Regions from separate parts of the Mus musculus genome. Here region 1 is linked to region 2. A link is a loop called in an ENCODE intact Hi-C map of the cell type or tissue named here. Cell type or tissue: heart. All regions are shown on one strand. Links, peaks and the distances in the headings refer to the core of each region. The heading gives the core; the rest is flanking DNA. Region 1 overlaps Gm42398 (a long non-coding RNA gene). Region 2 overlaps Blm (Bloom syndrome, RecQ like helicase).

What was found. Hi-C counts contacts between places; a loop is a spot of excess contacts. Peaks named below come from ENCODE experiments on the same cell type or tissue, not always from the same donor. Only the 100,000 strongest peaks of a DNase experiment are listed, where the experiment ranks them.
Region 1: it touches region 2 in a loop (2.6-fold over the local background); 2 of 42 quality-filtered maps call a loop at or near these places.

What each region holds. Positions count from the first base shown.
Region 1 is chr7:80,536,467-80,548,866 of GRCm38, forward strand. It overlaps Gm42398 (a long non-coding RNA gene), which reads right to left. Exons shown (of 4, transcript XR_882249.1): 4 at 6,694-6,870. Among named protein-coding and RNA genes, the nearest start is that of Blm, 7.5 kb to the left of the region's middle. In heart, for the core only: no CTCF peak of the experiment used is centred there; no DNase peak of the experiment used is centred there; H3K27ac peaks cover 237 bases.
Region 2 is chr7:80,470,052-80,475,051 of GRCm38, forward strand. It overlaps Blm (Bloom syndrome, RecQ like helicase), which reads right to left. Exons shown (of 22, transcript NM_001042527.2): 15 at 3,978-4,173. Among named protein-coding and RNA genes, the nearest start is that of Blm, 63 kb to the right of the region's middle. In heart, for the core only: a CTCF peak has its summit at 1,901 (motif pointing left); no DNase peak of the experiment used is centred there.

The DNA.
Region 1 (12,400 bases), core at 3,102-8,101, 70 kb after region 2:
TACCTAGAGATCCAAAATACAATATGCAAGTTCTATATATTGCATTTGTGCTAAACTATTATGAGTTACAAAAACCAAGGAAGTATAGCTGCAGATGATGACTAGACTCATGTGTTTCATTATTGTAAATTTCTTACTATCTATATGTGTCTGCATCTTTAGGCATCCTGCTGACAAACTGATAAAATGTTTTTAAAGCTGCGTCTATGTAGCCCTAGCTAGCCTGTTACTTAATTATGTAGACTAAGCTGGCCTCAAACTTAGAGACATCTGCCTGCCTCTGCCTTCTGAGTGCTAGGAAGTGCAGGCATGCCTTGAAATTTCCTTCCTTCCTTCCTTCCTTCCTTCCTTCCTTCCTTCCTTCCTTCCTTTTTTTTCTCTTTTTCCCTTTTCTTTTTCCTTCCTTCCTTCCTTTCCTCCTCATTTCTTCTTTCTCTCTTTTGTTTGTTCTTTCTTTCTGAGACAGGGTTTCTTTGTGTAGTCTTGGCTGTCCTGAAACTCACTCTGTAGATCAGCCTCGCTTTGAACTCTGAGATCCACTTACCTCTGCCTCCCAAGTGTTGGCATTAAAGGTGGTTAACACAACTACCCAGCTATGCATTGAAATTTTAATGCCCTTGCCTTCCAAGGAGCATGCCTGCAGCACCAGACCCCAATAATTAAGCAGTTTTTAAATAGCAAATGGAAAAGCATACAGAATAGAGGTAAGAAGAAGATATGAACAATCTACCAAAAAGAGTAGAACCAACAACACTGGGACTCAAGTGGTCGCACCCAGGCAGTAAGTGTGATGCTCACAACTTCCTGAAGGAACACTTAGCTAAATGTGCCTGCATGTCACATTCTCCTTTTTCGTTTATCTTCACTTCTCTGTCCCTAGTCAAGTCATTGTGCTAGATGGGCCCTGAAGAACTACAATACATCTGGGCTCAGTCTGTCGAGAGGGACAATACATAAGTTAATATTCATAGTAGCAATACAAGTTAGCTGTGGTGGTGCATGCTTATAATTGAAACACTCGGGAGGCAGATGCAGGAAGATCTCCAATTTGAGGTCAGCCTGAGGTATGTAGCCAGACCCTGTCCCAAAACAAAACAGTACCAATCAATGTCATGAACATGCTAGCTCAAGTTATGCTATCACAACAGGGATGCAAATGCAGATGTGGAGGACCAGAAAAGACTGCAGAGAAGGTGCCCTGATCTGAGGGCAAGTGAAAGACCAGCACGCTTCCATGTAAGGCTTAAAAGTCATCTTATAGTAAAAACAAACTAGGTTCACTTCTGTTTATGATTCAGCCTCTGTTTCTCAATGTCCCTATGTCCCACCTATAAGTACACATGGTTCTGTACCGCCTATTCTAGGAATGGCAATCACATCTTCATTTCAGGAGGTCATTATAACTAGCTTGCTATGTGTATGTTCTGCTCCTGTAACCCTGAGTATTTTGCCCACCAAACCCCTCATTTGGAAACCCCCTACCCTGAGCTATAAAAGCCTGTCTTCCTCATATTCAGGGCTGATCTCTAAAATTCCAATTTAGGGTGGGACAGCCAGCTGATCAGTCTCGGGTGCACCTCTAAAATAAATGATGCTGCAGTTAGATGGTTGTAGGTTGGGTCTCTCTCCTCACACTTTTCAGACTTAACGGTAAGGCCAGGAAATCGGGGAAGGGTTACAGCTCAGTGGTAGAGCAGGAGCTTAGCTTAGCACAGAGAAGGCTCTGGATTCCACCTTCAGTACAACCTTCCTCAGAGCTCAGCAAGATAGAAAGACTACAAGGCAGCTTTGATGAAATGCAAGAAGATGGAGCTACAGAGCCAGACTCTGTCTCTACACAAAATGGTAGCAATCGAAGCCACGAACATGCTATCTCAGGTCACGGTATCAGCAGACCCTCCACATCTGCATATGCAGGATCACATCTGGGGGGACTTTGTGATAGTAAGAGTGGGTGATGAGAGGTTTGCCTGGCAACAGCATGTGTCTCAGAGAGAGAGAAAGAGAAAGAGGGGGGCGGGGTTCTACATCCACATAGTCCTTGGTTTCAACCAACCTTGAACTTTTTTTTTTTCATTTTTTTTTGTCTATGTAGTCCTGGCTGGCCTCAAACCCACAGAGATATGCCTGCCTTTGTCTTGTAGGTGCTGGAAGAGAAGGCATGCACCACCAAAACCAGACTGAATTTTCTTTTTAATGTTGTCTTGTTGTGTTGTTTTTTAAGCAGTACTTACAGCTGGATATGTCTGGTCATACTTGTACTCCCAGAACTCTGAGGTAGAATTGCCATGAGTATGAGACCAGCTTGGACTGCAGAGTGGAGGCCATGTCTCAAAACAAATTGAGGACAGAAAAGCCTCTAGCCGGGCGTAGTGGCGCACACCTTTAATCCCAGCACTCAGGAGGCAGAGGCAGGCAGATTTTTGAGTTCGAGGCCAGCCTGGTCTACAGAGTGAGTTCCAGGACAGCCAGGGCTACACAGAGAAACCCTGTCTCAAAAACCCAAAAAAAAAAAAAAAAAAAAAAAAGAAAAAGAAAAAGAAAAAGTAAAAAGAAAAGCCTCTAACCATCCATCCATCTTGTGTTAGGTATTGCAATTTAGAGATGATTTCAATTTTATTGTGGGGCTGGGAGTGTAGTTCAAAGGTAGAATATTTGCCCTGAGTGCTCAAAATCCCCTATATTGGGGATGGGCACACCCATATTGTATATTCTAACAAGAGGAAATGTTGTGGGACATCCACCAGAGAAGGATGCTCAGTCATAGGCTTTTGCCAATAGACAGTCTTTATTAGCCAGTTGGCAGCCACACTGGGTATTCAGAATCCCAATGTAGCCCCAAGTCTTTCTCAGAGTGAGCTTTTTAGCACAAAAAACCATGTCCTGGGTTGACATATTTCAGTTAACAAAAACAGTTAGCCAGAAGCAGAACTACAGAAACCAAAAAGCAAGCTGAGTCCATTTTGAGACTTCCTCAGAACTATATGACTTGATAGATTAGGTCTTTGTTTTCATTTGGGCAGGTGGTGCTGGCTGCACGCTGAGTGTTACAGCCTGAGTGGTACTTCCATCATGGAGTCAGTTGTGCTAAGGTCTAGAGCCCTGTAATAAAATGGATATCTTGGTTAATGCTACTGTTGTCAGGAACTCCAAAGGGAATGGGGAGTGTTTGTCAAACCTTGCATTATGAGTGGTGTATGTAAAGCCGGCTGTGAGAGTCATTTACATTTTGTGCATCCACGAGGCAAAACTTTGTAGGCTCCCCCAGCCTGAAGCAGGCTGATCCAGACTTTGACCTTGCTGCCATTAGAAGGAGATTACCTAGGGTGGAGCCTTCGGACCTAGATGGCTCTTTTGTTCTGTCACCAGACACTGCTCTCTCCAAGACACTGCTACCTGTTGAGAGACCCCTGATATGTTCCTGAGAAACATCCTATCCTGCATGTCGCCTACAGGCTGGCTCCAGGAATGGACTGGCGGGGGATGGGCCTTCCCCCTTATAAGCACACTCTCTTAGTAAACTGTCTTGGCCTTGAACAGAATCGTGCCTTGGTCTCCATTAATCTCTCTTGCTGCCTAAGTCTTTTTCAGCCCCAGCCTGCCTCCCAGGTGTACCCAGTTCACATAGGCCGCAGGCCGGTATACAACAAAACTTTTTTACCTTGGAGGAGACAATCTTTAGGTGATGGTAAAGAACTTTCATCTCATAAATATGAAAGTGAAAATATTTGTTGGCCAAAGCTTCTTGAGGTAAGATGGTCACCAGGAGTTGACTGAGTGTGCAGACCTCTGAGCTTACAGGTCTAAGAAATCCACCATGCTCACTGAGCTTCACCCCCTTTGGTGACTGGCAGTCCCATCCCATCAGCCATGGGCTACATGAAGTCCTGCAGGGGTAGGGAGCTGGATGAGGTGGCTCTTGTCAGAAACTCCACACTTAGGAAGTGGAGTCAGAAAGACATCATGAGCCTGAGCTATGTAAGAAGACCCTGACTCAAAGCCATACAAGACAGGCTTTGATTATCACATTAATTAAGGTTTGTGTGTTTGTTTAAGACAAAGGCTCTGTGTAGCCTAGGGTAACCCCAAGCTCATGGCAAACTTCCTGCCTCAGTCTCTCAATTACTAGAATTCTAGGGACGAGTCACCAGGCTTCACTTTATATTTTTAGTTGTAGAATCTGATGTCACTTCAGTCTATAAAAGAGCCTGAGAATTCTGCTGGTCAGGGCAGGGAGTGGTCAGTTTTCCAGACAGAGAAGGGTTGAAAGAGAGCAGAGCAGAGAGCAGAGGTCTTTCCCGAGGCACTGTCCCTGTGAGGCAGGGACAGACTGGGGCGCTAAGCGGGTGTCTGTTCTTCATGTTCCTTTTTATGGGAATTACAGGATTAAGGGATATAGAGGTAAAGTGGAGGGAGGCTCATTGCAATGCCAACAGAAACTTGCCCGTTGAGCAAACTTGGCTGTTTCTCTGGATTTCGAGGACAGTTAGAGATGGAGCTTCATTTGTGACTCCATTTAACTTTTAGTCTTGTCTGTTTATAGAGTCTGCAGGGCAACTCCCGAGTCCAAAGAGGAGTTGTAGATACATACACATTATATGTGTGTGTGTGTGTGTGTGTGTAAATATATACACATTATATATATAATATTACACATATTATATATATAATTACATTTGTATTTTTGGAGACAAAGTCTTACTAGGTAGCTTTGGCTATCCCAGAACTCCCTCTGTAGACCAGGCTAGCCTCAAATACACAGAATTTGCCTGCCTCTGCCTCATGCCCAACTTAAAAAAAAATTTTTTTTGAGACAAGGTCTCATGTAGTCCAGGCTAGTCTCAAACTCTCTATGTAGCTGAAAATGACCTTGAACTTCTTCTGAGCCTCCTGGGTCTGTGTCCCAGGTATGGGAATTATAGGAGTGTATTACCACACCTGGTTTGTGTGTGTGTGTGTGTGTGTGTGTGTGTGTGTGTGTTCTTATGACATGAATAGTCTGAAGTCTCCGTCAGTATTCAGTCATCCTTCATACCCTCCTGCAAATACTACTGTGGTGTGGGTGTGGGCTTCAACATAAGCATTCAGGTCATAACACCCCCTCTAACATGGGCAGGCTTTGTCTAATCAGTGAAAAGCCAGAAAGAAAAACAAAAACAAAACAAAGATTGGGCTTTTTTTTCATGCAAGAGGAATTTTACAGTAGACAATCTAAGATTTTATTAGCCATGCTGGGTCTTCCTAGTGGCATTTATTTATTCAGTTACTTACTTACTTATAGACAAAAGGTTATGTATCCCAGGCTGGTCTTAAATGCACTGTGTAGCTAAAGATGACTTAGAACTTCTGTTCCTCTGCCTCTACCTCCCAAGTGCTGAGATGAAAGGCTTAGTTCATGCAGCCGTGGGGATTTAACTCAGAGCTTCATGCACACTAGACATACACCATACTAACTGGTTACACTCCCAATCCCCCTGGTGGCTTTGAAGCCAGAACACTGGGGCAATAGAGATGGCTTAGAGACCGAGGACTTCCTGCACATCCAGAGGACTCCAGTTTGATCCCCAGCACCCAGTAATGCAGCTCATGTCCAAGTGTTCCTCCAGCTCCAGGGGATCTGACGTTCTTTCTAACTTCAGGGGGCACCCACACACTGCGGCATAAATTCATACAGCACATGCTCACATAAACACAGATACACGGACAGACACACACACAAACACACACACACACACACACACACACACACACACACACACACCACTTCTTCTCCAGCGTCTTCTGTACCACAAGGCCACCTTACAGAGTTTGAATTTACCAGCCCAGAAATTGCATAACCTAGTTCTCTTGTCCTGCCCATGGCTGGCCCCAGATCTGTCATGCGTATCTTGACTCTGCTTACGATCTCTACACTCTTCTGTTTTTGAGCAGCTACACACTGCTGCTGTTATCCATTCTATTCTTCTTATCCTTGTGGATTTGTTGTAGTTAAAACATAGCTTACCTATAGCATATCAGGGACTTGGAAGGCATGAGCTCAGATGTGCATATTTAATCTGCAAGTCAGCTGGGACTCCCGTACCCTCTATTTCTTAAAAATGATTTAGATAACATTTCCTAGAAACTGTGTTCTTATCTAATATGTTAGCAGCCTTCTGTTGGCCTCCTCCTCATTAAAGGGCCTCAAAAGAGATTTCTTAATCTCCCTTTCTTCTGTGTCCTTAAGAGCCATGAGGCTGCTAAAATAGATTACAATTATGCTTGTCCCTAGCTCATTGGGTGTACACAGTGTATTGGTGAAATAGAGACACTCTCTGTTCTGGAGAAGCGGCTGCTCTCAAGAGGCCCGAGCTCCATGTCATTCCATTAATGCATACCTTCTTGTCCATGTCTGGCCTTTGCTGGCAGGAAATAGTAAAATATGCTTCAATACAAAACTGCTATTGCAGCTAACCCAAGCTAACACCATTAAATAATTACCTTGATCTCAAAACCTAAAAGGCTTTTTCCCTCTTTAAACAAGTCCTAGTAGTACCGCATTACAGTAAGTACTTTGCTCTCTTCCACCATTAAAAAAGAAAAAAGAGTTAACTGTGATCCTGCAAACCCAGAGTGATGGAGCAACTGTCTATTGCTTAGCGATGCCCTCCTAGCTTCGTGGCATCTGATGTGCAGGCACCCCTACCCTGGGGGAGCTGCTTCCCTTTTCTCCCTGACCCTCTTTAGAGTAGGTTGTGTACCTCAGGTCCAGTCCTGTCTAAAGAACTCAAATACAAAGAAGGCCAAGTGTGGCAGAGAGTGTCCTTCCTAATCCTGGAGCTTTCAGTGCTGAGGCAGGAGGATGTGAAGTTCAAGATCATACACAGATACCTGTATTGAAAGAAAAAACAAGAAAGGAAATATAATAAATAAAATGTATAAAATACCCAAAGGCAGTTCTGGTCAGCTATCCAAGTCGTTGACTTTCACCTTACTAATCTCCACTGGTCACATTGTCTTTACACAGTTCTCTAAATAGACACAGCCTTTCTACTGCTAATTCCAAAACACTAAAAACCTCACAACTGTCTTGTGGGTTTGGTTTTAATGTTATAACCTCCTGCCTTCACACACAACGAGTCCTGATTAGACAGGTTCATTCCTTGATGGTGATTGGTCTAGCATTGCCACATTGGAGGGTTCTGACCAATGAGACATGAAGAGACATCTCACAGGAAGATGCCCAAGGAAAGTTTCCTGGTTCCCAAAAAGAGCTAGGAAAAGCCCTCCTCTTTTGCTAATCATTGTTAGGCCTTGATGTGGTATCTGGAGCTACAGCGGTTAATCCCACAGATGTGAGGAGAAAGACCACAATCCTAAAACATCAACGCCAAGTTAATTAAAGCAAGAAATTAATTATAGAAAACCTTTTTATTTGTGTGCACAAATTATATCTCTCTAAAGGTGGGGTTCAAGAGATAAGTACTGGACTTGGATGACATAGGGGTCTCTATAGTTCAGCAGTAGGGGGTTCCAAATGGAGGATTTGGCAGGCAAGTAGGCGGAGCCCCAGAAGTGGAACAAGCATGACATGCCTGTCATAACAACCTGAAACAAAGATGTGATTGCAAGGCAGTCATAATAAGGGGTCATAACAGGGGTAACGAGGTGTCGTACTTTCTGAAACAACGGCATCATTATCATTTCCTTGAACAGGCAGTACAGAACAACTCATAGTTAAGGTTATAGGCGAGGTGTAGCCCAATCCTTAAGAAGCAGGGATTTAATCATAAACAGGCATGAACCTAGTTTGACTTTAGTATAAAATAGCTTTCAGGCCCAGCCTGGAGGCTGGCTGATTTATCACAGCAGACTTTCTATGACCAGGGAAGAGCCTAGCTTGGGGAAAGCTAGAGAAGAAAGGAAGGCTGTGAGTTCTCTACTACATTGCTAACCATACCAACTGTGGTGTCGCCTGATTAAATGAGATAGTAAGACACTCCAGTTCCTTACAGTTAATGTGAAATTGAATGTAGTAAGAGCTCCCCTCCCCATCCCCATTTGACCCTTTAAAGTATATTTCCAGTTCTTTCTTGAATCAAGGGGCTGGATTTGGCAGCAGATTCAAGAGTGCAGCCATGTCCTTGTTAAGTAGTTACTACACTCTGTGACTGAGGCCATCACCAAAGCCAGGTGGCTGCTATAACAGACTTTCCATTGTAGGTCTTAGTGTGTTTTCTGTTGCTATAACACATACCCAAGGCGGAGTAGTCTATAAAGGAAAGACCTCTTTATCTTCCAACAGTCCTCTTGCTCTCTTTTTTACATTTTTAAAGACAGGGTCTCATGCAGGCCAAGCTGGTGTGAAACTCATTGACTAGCCAAGGATGACCTTGAATTTCTGAACCCTTCTGCCAGCACCTCCTACTTTCCAACTGATGGGATCCAGGCTTGCCTGGCCTCCATTTGGTGGGACACACAAGGGCCATAGCCAGAGCACTGGGTTTCTTGTCAGATTTCTAACCATAACCTCTGCCTTTGCCCTCTCGGGAGCCGGGAGCTCCCCTCGGTGCCCATTTCCAACCTTTGCCAGTTCTCAGGAATCTAAGGTGGACAGTTGGTTTTTTACTTATTCTTGATTTTATTTTTTCTAATTTTAAGAAAATTAATTAATTTGTGGTGTGTGTATGTGTCTCTGTGTGTGTGTCTGGGGGGGGCATCAGATCACCTTGGGGCTGAAGTCGCAGATAGTTGTGAGCAGCCTAACTGGGGTGCTGGGAACTGAACTTGAGTCCTCTATAAGAGCAGTGAATTCTCTTAGCCACTGAAGCACCTTTTCAGGCTCCCGAGCAAATCTTAAACTAGAGAGTGTGGGTGATGGAGACATTCCAGGAAAAGTTCATCAACTGTAGAAAAGTGCCTTTTGGTGGAGGATGTTATTCATGGGGCACTGTGCATGGTGGGCTAGGGAGGATATATGGGGCACTGTGCATGGTGGGCTAGGGAGGATATGAGATATCTTGGTACCTTAAACTGATTTTGCTGTGTAACTAAATTTCTTTTTTAAAAAAAATTAAATTGGGGGCTGGTGAGATGGCTCAGCAGGTAAGAGCACCCGACTGCTCTTCCAAAGGTCCTAAGTTCAAATCCCAGCAACCACATGGTGGCTCACAACCATCCGTAATGAGATCTGACTCCCTCTTCTGGTGTGTCTGAAGACAGCTACAGTGTACTTATATATAATAAATAAATACATCTTTTTAAAAAATTAAATTTAATTAAAAAAAAAAGTTCTAGCTACTGCAACAATTTTTTCCTTTCTTGGTCCATGGCATATCTCTATTTTTACCTACCAGCTAGGTTTCTTTGACAATTGACTTTAACATTTCTGCACTCCAAACTAGACCCCAAATGCAGGGAGCAGTCTTTGAGGGCCGAAGGTCTTACACCACGTGATCTTATTATTGGCGTGGCGATGCTCATGAGTGTTTGCTGTGTTCACAGGATCCTTAAACTGACCCCGTGAATAAAGGGGTAAGATGAAAGTTTTGGTTAAAGTCATTAGATACTTTTAATGGTGTTCCAGTATGTTCTATAGTAGAACACAACTGTCTCACCTTAAGCCTATGGTGGAAAGCCTACAATCCACAATGCCATTATTCTGTTTATGTCCTCCAGGTCAAAAACTGTTGATCACATGAACAGAAATGTATGTTCTCAGGTATATAGGGATATCACCACTGGAAGATTCACAGTTTCTGCTCACCCTCTCCCCAGATCATGTGGTAGGTTGTTCTGGCGTTGTCCTTGTGGGTGCTTTTCCTCTGTCCATTTATGAGGAGACATACCCTGCCAGACTTCTTGCCATCAGGAAAGCACTGCTTTCGCCAAAGAGATTAAGAAGGTGGAGAAAGCCAGGCGTGGTGGTGCACGTCTTTAATCCCAGCACTCGGGAAGCAGAGGCAGGCAGATTTCTGAGTTCGAGGCCAGCCTGGTCTACAAAGTGAGTTCCAGGACAGCCAGGGCTACACAGAAAAACCCTGTTGAAAAACAAAACAAAACAAAACAAAAAAGAAGGTGGAGAAAGGGGCCCACTGTAACTGGGATAAGAAATATACTTTGATTTCAGATGCAGACAAACCTGAACCACTGGCTCTATGCTTGAGCCTGGGAAGGTCTTTGTTTTCTTGTATGTTGGATCCCAAGACACTGCATGCACCTACCTCACTGTTCAAACCCAACCTCAGGTGATGCTGTACAAAACCAGTTCTGGCCAGTATGGTGTGTCCTTGTCCAGGTCCCAGTTCCTTCCCTGCAAGCACACTCCAAAGGAGCAAATGTCCCCGAGTCACATGAGAGCAACTGGGCTTTATCCAAATAACTGTCTCAATACTACCCCTGACCAAAAATACATCCTCCTGACAACTGAAGAGAGAGAGTGTCTTTGAGGATGTTGGGTTTTGAGTCTAGAATACCTAATTTTAGAAAATGAGAAGATTTTAATAAATTTTAACTGAAAAGATATGAATGCCTATTCTGAAAATACTTTTAAGAAATAAGACACCTTAAATAATAACAAGAATAGAAAAGAAATATTACCATATACAAAATTATCATAAAAGAGCTTAAAAGACTTTCTGTACTCAGATTTTTTAAGATCACTCATTCACGAGGCTGGTGAGATGGCTCAGTGGGTGAAGGCGTTTGCTGCCAAACCTGACAAGCTGGGTTTGAACTCTAGAGCCCACAGAAGGGAGGGAGAGGACCGGTTCTCATGAGATGTCCTTTGGTCTCCACGAGTGTGCCTCGGTGCCCATGAATGTGTGCATACATAATAATAAATACATAATTTTAAAATTAAGTACGTTGTTTATTCTTGGGTGGCACACATGTGCCATGGTGGGTGTGTCGAGGGCAGGGACAGTGGTCACTCCCTTCTGCTGTGGGTTTTGGGGACTGAACTCTGGCTGTAGCTTGTGAGGCAAGTGCTTTTACCTGCTGAGCAATCTTACTGCCCCTCATGCTTGTAACTGAAGCACCCTTGTTCTTTGGCTTAAATGTAACTGGACACATACTCTCTAAGTCAGTCAGGGAATAAATGTAACTGGACACATACTCTCTAAGTCAGCCAGGGAATAAATGTAACTGGACACATACTCTCTAAGTCAGCCAGGGAATAAATGTAACTGGACACATACTCTCTAAGTCAGTCAGGAAATAAAGTGGGAATTCTCCTAGACAAGCCTTACATGATAGATTTAACGAATGTGGGCAGAAAAAAAGACAGAATAGGATCTTGATGACAAAAATTGGTCAAGTTATGTGTAGAAGCCTGACCCCACCCACCCAGGTGCCACTCAGAGTTCTTGCCAGGACGAGACTCATCACTATCAAAGAGACAAGGCTTTATTATCTTGAAATATGAATGGACAGGCCCAGGATACTTTCCACTGGGTTTCCAGGAGAAAACTCTTAAAATAAATCATCTGCTAAGTGACTGACTCCTAAATTAGTCAAAACATCTTTCAGAGAAGTCTGCCAAGGCCTTCTGCTTTGGAGTCTGCAGTGGCAAAGGCTGCGGGGTTTCCAGGTTTCATCTGTGTCTTGCAATCACTGTGCCATTTCTGCGGCCACCCTCCAGCCTCAGCATCTTCGCTCCCTGTGCCCCATCTGTTCCTCTTTCCCCAACTACTTTCCCTTTCTTTCCTCCCTCCTCCCTCCCTCCTTTCCTTCTTTCCATGTTGGGGATTGAACCTACAGCCTGATCAATCTAAGTAACTGCTCTACCACTGAGCTACAAACACACCCCTGTTTCTCTCTCTCTCTCTCTCTCTGTGTCTCTCTGTCTCTGTCTCTCTCTCTCTCTCTGTTTCTCTCTCTCTCTCTCTCTCTCTCTCTCTCTCTCTCTCTCTCTCTCTCTCTCTCTCTCTCTCTCTTCCTGAGACAGGGTTTCTCTGTATAGCCCTGGCTGTCCTGGAACTCACTTTGTAGACCAGGCTGGCCTCGAACTCAGAAATCTGCCTGCCTCTGCCTCCCAAGTGCTGGGATTAAAGGCGTGAGTCACCACTGCCCGGCTTGTTTTCTCTTTTTTTTTTGTTTCTTTTCCTTTTGGCTCTGAGGATTGGATCCAAGCCCCAAGCACAGAACCCCTTGTTTTTCATGCTTTACCTTGTGACTTTGTTTGGTCACGCTTGGGCTTCTGGACAGCTATGAGCTACATGGTCATGCTGCCCACAAGTTTGTGTGTCCCCTTCATGTGATTGTGGTCTCAGACTGGCAGGGCTGGGAAAGTCCCAGCTCCCTTGTTTGAAGTTGGACAAGCTCTGAACTGTGGCTGACCTGGCAGAGCTCTCTCTGTGGTGCTGAGGCTGAGAGTTGGCCAGCATCATGCCCTTGCTTTCCATGGCCGCCTCCTTTCATT
Region 2 (5,000 bases), core at 1-5,000:
CCCCAGGCTCCAAAATATTGGGATTTTCATAAGCTATTTCATCCTAAAATGTTTATTTTTTTTTTAATTGAAAATTTCTTTACGTTTTTATTACCCCCAATGATGGAGTTAATTCTCTCTCTCTAAGCAGATGTGCTGAGCTGGATATCTAGAGGAAGCAGGCAGAATCCATAGTTGAAGTCCTAGTGCACTAGGACTTCTGAAACTGTGGTCAAGAATCCAGGGGATTTCTGGGGAACTCAGAGACAGGGTGTCCTAGATTTAAGGGAAATAGCAATGCCCTCATCTGTTGCACATTGTCCAAACTGGTCATTTGAGGTAGTTCATGATATTAAATATAATATATTTGTGTTGGAGTCACAGGCTTGTGAAGTTAGAACTTTAAAGTTGCTGTGGTGTAGTCCCGTAAAGCAAATATGACAAGGCTGGTGGTACATGTCTGTAATCCCAGCCCAGTAATGAGGCAAGAGGATCATGAGTCTGATAAAAGCTTGGGTTACATAGTGAGAACCCTGTCTCAAAACAGACAAACAAACAAACAGACAGGACTGGCCAGGCATGGTGGCACACACCTTTAATTCCAGCACTGAGGCAGCAGAGGCAGGTATATTTCTGAAAGTTTAAGGCCAGCCTGGTCTACACAGTGCGTTCTAGGCCAGCCAGGGCTTAATAATTGAGAGCTAGTCTCAAACAACTACCACAACCACCCAACAAAAGCCCCAAGGCCTGGGGATGTCGTTCAGTGGAACAAAGCTTGCCTAGCATGTACATGCAAGGCCCTGGTTTGATCCCTACCAACCCCCACATTTGCTTACACAAAACAGAAGCTAGGAGTGCACATAAGCTATTTGAGTCCGAAGTTTAAGATCAAGAAATGAGGCTGGTGAGGCGCTGAGCAGGGTAGGTGCTTTCTGCTATGCCCGATGACCTGGGCTTAATTCTTGGAACCTATACGGTAAAAGGCGAGAACCAACTCACGTAAGTTGTTCTCTGACCACGACACATGCACTGTGGCATGCACCTGTGCATGTACACACAGGAAATAAATTAAAATGCAATAAAAACCACTGGTGTATACTTTCCATTAATAGGCAATCATTATTATTAAAGAATCAAATTACTATTGTACTTCCATTTTCTGAGTATTATTTTTTCAAATGGTTGCTAGGTTATCGTGATTTGAATACTTAGACTTAATAACACAAATTTTTTTAAGAGTTATGAAAGACCATTATTTATTTATTTATTTTTGGTTTTTTGAAACAGGGTTTCTCTGTGTAGCCCTGGCTGTCCTGGAACTCACTTTGTAGACCAGGCTGTCCTGGAACTCAGAAGTTCGCCTGCCTCTGCCTCCCAAGTGCTGGGATTAAAGGCATGAGCCAACACTGCCTGGCGAAAGACCATATTTTTGACAAGCCTGTTTTGAGTTGAAAATATACATGGGTCATGCACTTAATGTCCCTGAAGATGCTGGGTAACATAGCAGGTGTAAACTGCTGGTCACTGACCCTGGCGATTGTACGGCTGACTGCAAGTTGAGGCTGCCAGCACCACACATCACAAGATAAAATCAAACTGTATTTCACTAGCTCATAAAAGTATAGGGGTGGAGAGATAGCTCAGTGGTTGAAAGCACTTGCTGTTCATGTAGAGGATATAGGTTTGGTTCTCAGGGCCCACATGGCAGACCATATTCAGCTATCAAGGAATCTGATGCCCTCTTCTAGTTTTCACAGGCACCAGGCACACATGTGGTTGACATGTACATTCGGGCATTTACATATACATATAAAATAAATTTTAGATGGGGTTGAAGAGATGGCTCAGCGGTTAAGACCACTAGCTGCTCTTCCAGAGGCTATGAGTTCAATTCCCAGCAACCACATGGTGGCTCACAACCATCTGTAATGGGATCTGACGCCCTCTTCTGGTGTGTCTGAAGTAAGCAACAGGGCACTCAAGTACATTAAATAAATAAATAAATAAATAAATAAATAAATGTTAAAAAAAAAAATTAGAGCCTTCCTCCCAAGCCTCCCCCTACCAAATTTAAAATTTAAAGTATGGCTTAATTGAACAAATTAAGCTATCATAAAGCTGAAATCAATCAAGGCACCATACATGGAAGGCTGCTTGTCCAGGTTCTGTTTAAGAATACAAACCAGCCATCCACATATGAACAACTCATTGCTTTGTGCTGAGTATCCTTGGTGCAGTAAAGATCACACTCAGGCTTTACAGTTAGATGAACTTGGAGATTAGGGACCTGCGCCTCACCACTTCTCCAGCTCATCCTCTCCTTGACAATAAGGTAAGCAATTGTCTCATCGTTTAGAACTGTGGTAAAGATAAAATGAGCTGACAGGTAGTAAAGCATTTAAGACAGCAAGAGGTGGCTTGGTGGTTCACTGCTGCAGTACCAGCACTTAAGACTGAGGCAGGGGATCACAAGTTCAAGGCCAACCTGGGCTATACCAAGTGAGACTGTATCTCAAAAGAAAACCAACTAAACAAACAAAAAGCCCAACAAACAACAATAAGAAACTAGCAACCTTGTTTTAAAAAACAAAAACAAAACAACCAACCCAACTGAAAAAACTGCCCTAACATGGGAAGTGAGGATGACCCACACTGCACCAATGATGCCAGTGCATCAGGCCGTTCCTCCCATAAATGGTCCTTCACGTTCCCTAGGGCAAGTTACAAAATCTCTTTGTAGCTCACTTTTTCACAGGAGTTACTGTGGCTAGTGCCATTTCCCATGATCAGTACCTGTGCCAGCATAAAGGAGACCAGAGTCTCAAAAACATAGGATTATAAAACATATTTAAGGGAGCACACACACCGGGCGTGGTGGCGCACGCCTTTAATCCCAGCACTCGGGAGGTAGAGGCAGGCGGATTTCTGAGTTCGAGGCCAGCCTGGTCTACAAAGTGAGTTCCAGGACAGCCAGGGCTATAAAGAGAAACCCTGTCTCGAAAAACCAAAAAAAAAAAAAAAAAAAAAAAAAAGAAGAGAGCACACATGATAAAATCAGCCTCCTAAGCCAGTTGACATTAAGGTGACATATTTAAGTATACCCACGCTGAAAGGCATCTGTACAAGGCTGTGATGACACACGGTGATGACCGTGAAGTCAGTAAAAAGCTTAGGATTCTATAACATAATTACATTTACATTTTACTTATGTGCACAAATGCACACCAATATATGCATGTATGTACATATGCTAGCTCATATATGTGTGGACAGAAAACATCTCTTGGGGGTACTGAGCTCAGGTTATCAGGCTTGGTGACAAGCATCTAACCACTGAGACATCTCACAGACCACCCATTTACATTCTAAGACACTTGCACTTGGGAAAGGCGAACACTGAACACAAGGTGCTGCCTGCCTCTAATGGAAAAGGGTAAAGTAGAAGATGGATTCACAGGGGAATTTGGCTTTATTGCCCGTCCTGTCCTTTTTCCTTTCCTCCTTCCTCTAAGACTGGTTCTCACTATCCTCTCATTTTTTCTGAGACAGGGTTTCATTTTGTTGCCTGGGCCAGCCTCATTCAGTTCAATTCCTAGGTTCAAGCAAGGGAGACTCAGTCATACACCTCTATTCCTGGCTCTCCCCAACTCTCCACTAACCTGGATGGTTCTTATAGTTCTTCAAGAGTTCATTATTTCCCTGGAAGGGGTGTAATATGTAAGGGTGCGTAAGACTGGGTCTGGAAGGGTATAGAGGAACCCACGATCTGGAGGGTTAGCCTGCCTAGTCTGGAACACACTTTGTACATGTCAGCATCACATGACTTCACTAAACAAGAATGTATATCTTTATAATAAACCTAAATAAACTTTACAATATATATTAAATGCCTTCATTTTTCTATGACTAATGAGAATAGGACCCAAGTACTACAACAGCAGGGGCAGACTGTACTCATGAGATGGACCATGACAGACAGGATGTGGTATGTGGCTTACTCATTATAAGTCTCTTCAGTCTGGTCACATCATGATATGTATAGAAAAGCACGCAGTGAGATATTTCCCCATCTCTTCCAGCTCGGCCGGATTCTTGATAATAACCCTCCATAGATTTAGGAAGAGATGCATGAATCACAAATCGCACGTCAGGTTTGTCAATTCCCATTCCAAACGCAATTGTCGCACAGATAACCTGATATGAAAATAGAAGCCTATTAGACTCATAATGCATTAACTAACAATTTAAAAGAACTGTGTACAACAGTACTTAGCATGACCAAGGTGAGATTTTCATATTGGTAACCTATGATTCTATTCAGATCCAAGGAGGTAGAGGATCCTGCTCAGGGTGGCAGGATCTTCCTGTGGACTTGGTATCGCCATCAGAAGGATTCTGCATCAACTGCAAGCAGACCTTTCTGTGCTGATTGTCCCTGACAGGCATGTGTGGTGGGGTTGTTTACAGAGCCATGGCATTCATGTTAAGGTGCGTAAGCAATAGCCTGGGCTCCAGGGTGGTCTCTAGCCCTAAGGTAATTGCTGCTGGTTCTTCCCAGGCTCAGAAACAACGATATTATCTGCTCTAGTATTTACCATCAATCTTCAAGATGCAACCGAGTGATCGTATGCTAACTCATGTTATTCAACCACTGATTTCAAAGTAAAAACTTATGCAATTTTAACTGTAGATAAGCCTGAGTTGCTTATACAGAAAGAAAACAAAATGACAAAAACCATAAGAACAAAACAGAGGGGCTGGTGAGATGGCTCAGTGGTTAAGAGCGCCGACTGCTCTTCCGAAGGTCCCGAGTTCAAATCCCAGCAACCACATGGTGGCTCACAACCATCCGTAATGAAATCTGATGCCCTCTTCTGGAGTATCTGAAGACAGCTACAGTGTACTTACATTAAATAAATAAATAAATAAATAAATAAATCTAAAAAAAAAAAAAAAGAACAAAACAGAACAAACAGAAAGGCCAAGGACTGTTCTTCTCGGTCCATATGAATTAGAATCAT